Regions from separate parts of the Homo sapiens genome. Here region 2 is linked to region 1. A link is a loop called in an ENCODE intact Hi-C map of the cell type or tissue named here. Cell type or tissue: endothelial cell of umbilical vein. All regions are shown on one strand.

Evidence for each region. Peaks named below come from ENCODE experiments on the same cell type or tissue, not always from the same donor. Only the 100,000 strongest peaks of a DNase experiment are listed, where the experiment ranks them.
Region 2: it touches region 1 in a loop (7-fold over the local background); 1 of 110 quality-filtered maps calls a loop at or near these places.

What each region holds. Positions count from the first base shown.
Region 1 is chr4:69,716,335-69,720,334 of GRCh38, reverse strand. No RefSeq gene overlaps it. Among named protein-coding and RNA genes, the nearest start is that of SULT1B1, 42 kb to the left of the region's middle. In endothelial cell of umbilical vein, no CTCF peak of the experiment used is centred here; DNase peaks (open chromatin) are centred at 1,524 and 1,704; H3K27ac peaks cover 2,855 bases.
Region 2 is chr4:69,799,065-69,803,064 of GRCh38, reverse strand. It overlaps the pseudogene SULT1D1P. Among named protein-coding and RNA genes, the nearest start is that of SULT1B1, 40 kb to the right of the region's middle. In endothelial cell of umbilical vein, no CTCF peak of the experiment used is centred here; a DNase peak (open chromatin) is centred at 2,244; H3K27ac peaks cover 2,523 bases.

The DNA.
Region 1 (4,000 bases):
ATAATCCAGCTATTGCAAAAATAAAGATAAGTTAGATACTGTGACATAGGTGGATTGAAATTTCTCAGTGGGAATTTGATTACATGGGGAAGCCTATTTTTTAAATTTTAAATTTTTATTTATGTATTTTTATAGAGCAGGTTCTTGCCATGTCGTCCAGGCTGCTCTCAAACTCATGGCCTCAAGTGATCCTCCAGTCTCGGCCTCCCAAAGCACTGGGATTATAGGCATGAGCCACCATGCCCAGCCATAAAGTCCACACTGTCAAACATAGCATTTGGGTGTCATGTAAATTCACATATATATTCTCTCAGTAATGCTTTGTAATCATTTTGGTAGCAATTGGGAAATGCCGTGTCTCAGCATTTTTTAGAAAATGCCAGTGGACACATAGAAAATGATTTTCAAATGTGCTTGAAAATCTTAAATGCAAATTTTCTTGGCCCTATTAAAATCATAAATTTATTGGTCAGCAATTGGGAAATGGCTAAACACAAATGGGCTCTATCTCTTACTTTATCATCTTACCTAAGGCTGATCACAGCCTTTTCTCATTAGTCTACAAGAAGAAATAATTTTCTTAATAATTATAGAATATGATAATAGAATTGGATATATGCAATTGTGTAACTTAATTCAACATTATTATGATATGTAGAATGATATATAATTAGTATATTTTATATTTTACCATTTTAATTGATAAGTTATTAGATATGAGACAATACTGTAGAAGTATCCATAAATTCCATTTTAAAGCAAGGAAACTGAGACTCAGAACTGGGATTCAAATATAAGTCTGTTTGTCTTCAAAATGTCATTCAACATTACATGATACTTCATAGAATTATATGTAAATAATCACCTTCGGATATTAGATTACCTCTCAAACATGTCATGGAAATAATTAAGTAATGGTGCCTAAACTGACAATGTGAAATTTACAAGTTCTATTCTCTCTTAGAGACCTCATATGGCAAGGACACTGCCTACGAACTTATGAAAATTAGATTTATGAGTGCTTTTTCTCTATAAACTATGTCATAATTGGTGCTTGTTTATAGTCTTAAATAATGATGGCAATACCATAGTTCAAACTCATCTAGGTTAATTTGAGTTTCAAGTGTTGATTTTAAAACTTACTCATTAGAAAGGAATGTCTCTGGTAAAATGCATAGAGTCCCAACAAATGATTAATAAGATAATGCAGCCTATTCATAAGAAGGGCACTAAATGTACCCTGTCCTGTTCTCTTCTATTGAGAGAAAGAGAACAAGATGTCACAAATCTTATGAAAAAGCTTCTCCTGTAACTTCGAATATGGGAAAAAAGGAGAGGGAACAAACTATTTTCTCACAACTTGCATCCTCTATATCCCCTCCCTCCCTTCCTCTAGAACTATTGGCAAGAGTATCAACATTGTTGTGCATAGTAGAAGTTTTTGTAAAAGAAAGATTCTTGTAGCTCTCTCTAGAGATTCTGATTAAGAAAGCCTGGAGTGGGACTCTAATTTACACATTCTATAAAACACCAGAGGTGACTCAATAGCCATATTATATATTGCAATTTCCAAGTGACGAAGATGAACTACTCATTTTGCAAGTAATAGATAGATAGACAGATTTAACAGCTACAAAGTAGCTCCTTTTGTACGAATGAAATTCATATTTAGAAATGCAGAAAAATAAAATAATGAAAACTTAAAACTTAAAGCCAATGGCTAAATATAATTTGAAGGGAAAGAGGAAGTTAAGTGAATCACATAACTTAAAACTGGCCTTTAGCCAAATATGCAGTGTGTTTTAAAATAAATGGGTAACTTTCCTAGTACAGTTTGCTTAGTGTGTAAACTATTCATTCGCTTAAACAATGAGTGTAAATTGGGTTTCATTGAGAACATTTTTTTCTTATTCCCTGGGTAATTATTTCTTCCATTTTTTGAAAGCTAAGTTTCTGAATAGATTAGTACATGATAAAACTATACTCTCTCATTGTTTTGCCTGAGTTGTTCTTACTGTCGTATTTTGGGGTCTTGAGCTTGAACCACACTGGGCCTCTGCAACAAAGCCAAAATGCAAGGGAAGCAAACCAGAAAGGGATAGCAACATACAATAAAAATAAATAGATATAAAGTCTATTCAAAGCAGCCTAGTGGTCAAGGCACATTTTAGGGGTACCAAAATTTCATCTCAATATCTGAATTTTTCATGGTCATTGAAGTTTTACCATTTTTTTAAGTATAGCATACAGATAGAAAACTCCAAAAATCATAGATATACAGAGAAACCTTCCAAATAAACACACCTGTGTAACCAGATTTCATGTCTCTGGTTAATTTGGTTAATGTTTAAGAATTAGAACATTACCAGCATACTGGAGCCTCACTCTTCCAGTCAATGTTACTCCCAATGGAAACCACAAGTCTGATTTCTAACACCATGGATTACTTTTGCCTTTTATTTTGAAAGTTATATTAATGGAATGGTATAGATGGACTCTGTGGACTTTGTGACTTTTTTCACTCAACATTGTATTTTACTGATTTATCCATGTTGTTGCATGTAGTTGTAGTTTTTATTTTTATTATTATATAGCATTCCATTATGAGACTATACCAATGTTTATTTGCTTTTGATAAGCATTTCAAAATTTTCAGTTTGGTTTACTACAAATAGTACTACAGTGAACATGTTATTTACATTTTTGGTATATATATTTTATGTGCATTTTCCTTGAGTGTAGCCTAGGTATTGATTTACTAAATAACGTGATGTGCATACGTTTAAGATATACCACCATATACTTTTCCAACCTGGTTATATTGATTTACAATTACACCAGCTGTACAAAAGCATTCCAGTCCCAGATTTTATACTCATCACCTATTATTTTATGTAATTTTCATTTTAGCCATCTTGGTAAATGTTTATTATGTTCTGGTTATAATTGATATTTCACTGCTGATAAATTTTGAGTAAGTTTTCACATTAATTCATCATATTGATTATTCATTATACCTCTTTTGTGAAGTACCCATTCAACTCTTTTGTCTATTTTTTATGTGTTGCCCTATTTTTTCACTGATTTGAAGAATATGAATATCTATGAGTGTGCATGTGCATATGTTTGCTTACACATATGTACATATTTTTATGTAGGTGTGTATATATATACACCTTAAGATTTTTTGTATCTTTGCTCTTTTCAAAATCTTTCTTATTTTCATATTGTCTATAGAAATATTAGTGATATCCCTATTTCATCCTCAATATTGATGAGTATTCTCTCTCTCTTTTTTAATATGTCTTGCCATGTGGTCGTCAATTTTCTTACTCTTAAGAAACACAAAACTGTTGGCTTTTTTGATATTACATCTGCTATTTCATCTGCTTATTCTATGACTTGAGTTTTTAGTCACTTAACAGTGTCTTTTGGTATTATTAGTCTTAATATTGTTCAATTTATAATTTTTTCTGCAGAGTAAGCATTTTGTATCCCACATAAGAAATATTTGTTTGCAACGAGGTAATAAAGATGCTCTTTTTTTCTACAGGATTTATTGTTTGTCTTTCACATGTAAATCTAAAATATATCTGGAATGAATATTTATATGGTAGGACTCCAGTGGTTTTCCCCACCTAGAGATATCCAGTTGACTTAGCACAATTTACTAAAAAGGCCATTCATTCCTCACTTTACTGCAGTCACATTTGTATTACATCAGTTGTCCTTATAAATGTGGGTCTGTATCTGGACTATTTTATTCCACTGGTCTTTTATAAATGTTTACATGAACACCATATTGCTTTAATTAATATAGCTTAACAATGTAACTGAATGACTGATAGTAGAACTCAATTTCATTTTTCCTCAAGAATGCCTGGTCAAGTATTGGCCTTTTGTTTTTCCATATACATTTTAGAAGAATCTTGACAATTTCCCTTAAAAAAAAACCTGCTATGATCTGTATTAGGATTGCATTTAATCTATTGATCAATTA
Region 2 (4,000 bases), 83 kb before region 1:
ATATTTGAAAAATAATTACCTATCAATAAGATACATTCTTTCTTATCTACCATTTCTTAATGTATTAGAAAATATTCTAAAACATTATGTAAAAAAGATTCTATTTGGCAAAGAAGTCTCATAGAGAAAAAAAATTGGTCAGCATCCTGAAGAAAGAGTAGGGACATTTTCACATATACAGGACATTTCACGGAGAGGAAACTGTGTATGCATAAGTTAAGAGATGTGAAACAGCAAGAGATATGTTAGAGATCTACAAATGGTTAAGTACAATGTGTAAAATGTAAAGTGGTGAAAATGAATATGGGAAGTAGACAATCACTAAGTCCCTACATTTGACGGAGATGTTTAGAGTACATCTTTACCCCAGCACCTTTAATAGAAAGAGGAAAATAGCTGTTCTTTTTCATTTGAAAACCTGATATTTTCATCGTTATTATACAAAAAGTTTTTATACTTGTGATTATGTGTGACTTTCTTTTTTCCTTTCGAAGTCCAATTAAAAACAAGAGAGATAAGGGAGTAGACATGTAATTTATTATCTTAATTCCAGTATTAAAAATCTATAGAAGCCCCAGGAACCCATGGCTTGCTTTTAGGAAAACTGAAAGATATCTTAATTTTTTTTTCTTTTGAGAAATGGGGTCTTGCTTTGTCTATCACTCAGGCTGGAATGCTGTGGCATGATCATATTCACTGCAGCCTCAACTCCTGGGCTCAAATGATCATCCAGCCTCACCCCCCGGAGTAGCTGGGACTACAGGTGTCCCACACCATGCCTGGCTAATTTATTTTATTTGAAGAGACAATGTCATACTACGTTGGCCAGACTGGTCTGCACCTCCTGGCATCAAGTTATCTTCCTGCCTTGGCCTCCCAAAGTTCTGGGATTACAGGTATGAGCCACGGTGCCTGAGCAAGCACTGGAGGATATCTTTGAATAGTCTTCTTTTTACACTGAGGCTAGCAGAAACAGTTCCTAAGAAAGTTACAGGTGAGGATGATAGGTAAACAGTTGGCTTATTATCATAGTCTCTCGGAATTGAAATAAGAAGTAACTGGAAATGTTTGTAGGTTTACTATTTTCTCAAGAAGTTATGCCAGCAACAGTCTCAACTCTTAGAGTTATATACTCAAGCTGTTGAAAAACCCTTTTTCAGCCACTCCCTTTTAATCCAAATCCTTGTCTCAGACTATGAGAACTATTAACAGTAACTTGGGAATATAAAGTTTCCTATTTTCTTTGCCCATCACTTGGGGACGAAGGAAGTTAGATGGAAGATGTTAGATGGAAGATGGCTTCTTCCTGAATGCACACTCCCTTAGGAATATATTTATTTCATGGGTGGCTGAGTCCTCAGTATTATTAGGTGTGCTTCAAGTGAGAAGTAGGTTTAATAGATTTTTGCCTGAGAACCGAACCTAATTACCAATGAGACATAACAATATCATTTTTGCCTTCAAGAAGACTTGAGGCCACATATGTAAATTAAATTATAATCTCACACCAGTAATTACAAGTATCAATGATTGTTATGTAACCACAATCATGGGTAGAATAAAGAAGTTTTAATCTTTTGTGACTCTGAGTTTATCCAAGTAATAATTTATTTTCAATAAAATATTGGACATTTTTTCATCTTTTAAAAATTGCTTATCCTTTTTATTAGTAGTTTTAATAAATGATGCAGAAAAATATTCTGAATTTAAGCATAATATTAACTAAGTTTTTATTAATTTAATACTTATTATAATTCTTAGATTTGATTTTTCATGTTTCAAGAGATGCTCTTGCTGGGGTGGTGACACATGCCTGTAATCCTGCTATGGTGAGGCGTAGGCATAGGTAGGATAATTGCTCAAGCCCAGGAGTTTGAGGTCAGCTTCTGCATTATAAAGAGACCTCCCACTTAAAACATCAACAACAACAACAAAAAACAAAAACAAGATAGAGAGATGTTCTTTTCTTTTCTTTTTGAGAGATAAAGAAAAAGTAAGCATGTGAGAGATGAGAACTCTTCATGTTAAAACAACATACAATTGTTGAGTATCCTACATCAGGATATAGATATAAATGCCAAAATCAGGAAATAGAAAACAAGCATTCTGTTAAAGTGAGCAAAAGCTTAAAAACTATTAGACAATAGAAACAAAGTCCTGCTTTTTCAAATCTCTCCACAGATGATCTACATGGCATGGAATGCCAAAGATGTGGCTGTGTCTTATTATTATTTCCGCCAGATGGCAAAAATGCACCCAGATCCTGGAACTTGGGAGGAGTTCCTGGAAAAATTCATGACTGGAAAGTGTGAGTCCTGTTCATCATTTAATCATGCAGCTCTGTAATGAAAAGCCTTCTTTTGCAAAGAGATATAAATTTTAAATATGTTTTGTGTTTATTATAAACCAATTATGTACCCAGCACTCTATTAATGCATTAGGAAGACTACAGAGGAAGCAGAATATATTATTGTCTCTTTCCTTAAAGGACTTTTGGGTTATAAGTGACAGACAGATACTTCAGTCCCTGATCTCATCATTTTATTCATGATTAGTGACTATTGGCAATTTATTTAAGCATTTTCCTCTTGCTATCCATGACACTGCACAAGTAAATTTTATACATATTTTAAAATTCTTTCTTATCTACCATTTCTTTATTTTTATTATATAAAATGAGTTAAAGGTTTTTTTTTCTCAAGAGTTTGTTCTTCTATCTCTGTATTCTCTTCCTCAGGGAAACATATTCACATCCACAGTAATAACTCTACCTTTAATTCTCATTTAATATTCTGTATAAACTTTATCTTTCAGGCAGATACATATCAATAATATCTTTCATAGATTTACTCATGCCATTCCTTGGACTAATTTTTTTGTCCATAGAATGTGATCCTTATTTTTATTATCAAAGTTCAACTCTTTATTTTAAATTCAAATGCACTCATTTTCCTCCACATCCTTTTCTTTCTTTTTTTTTTTTTTTTTTTTTGCTTAATAATTTCTTCATTATGATTTCAATCTCTCTGTCAAATTTCTTGTTCTGGTTACTCATTATTTTCCTTATTTCTTTACATTCTCTGTATTTTATGGAATTCCTTGAACTTTCTTAAAAGAGCTATTTTGAAGTCTTTGTAAGACAATTCATATATGTCCATTTCTTTAGGGTCAGTCACTGGCAGATTATTTTGTCTGTTTGGTGATATCATGTTTTCCTGATTGTTCTTGATCCTTGCTGTCATGCAACAATATCATGCAACAATGTCTACACATTTGAACAGGTAGGTGCTTACTATAGTCTTTTCACACTGTCTTTATTGCTAAGCCTGTTCAGAGATTTTGGATGGGCCATCTGGCATGGACCCTAAGTACCAGTTGTTGCAGCATTAGTGAGTCCTAGTGTTGCAGTTATTATTTTAGCCAAGCACCATGCTTGGCTAAAAGAAGCATGTGCTACAGTTGTTTCAGCACTAGGGGTAAACTCTAAGCCTGGGGCCACGGTGCTGCAATTGTTGCAGCACTATGGGCGACCTCTAAGCCTGGGACCACTGTGGCTGGCATGGTGCTTGGCTAAAATTCTGCGGCCACTAAGGCTAGCACAGCACTGAGGCATGTCCAAAACACCATGCCCACTGAGGTCTTCCCACCACTAAGGGCTATCCAGAGCCCAAGGCAGCTGTAGTTGGCTGGTGGTGATAAAGACTGAAGATTAAGTCTACCTCACAGGGGATACAGGTTCCAACCTGGTGTGGGGGCAGGTCTGGAGGCTCAGTCTGCAGGCACTGGCCTGGAGTCTGAGCCCCTAGGGTTCTACCTAGTGCTTTATTTTACTGTGACATCCAAGACAAAGTCCTATACTTACTTGCTTCTCTTTCACCCAAGTACACTGTATCTCTCTCCATTTTGTGTTGCCTGGAGGGGGAAAAGGAATGACACGGATAATGCAAAACTTTTATTTCTACTCTCGTCAATGTATCTTTTATTATTATTGTGCTATAAT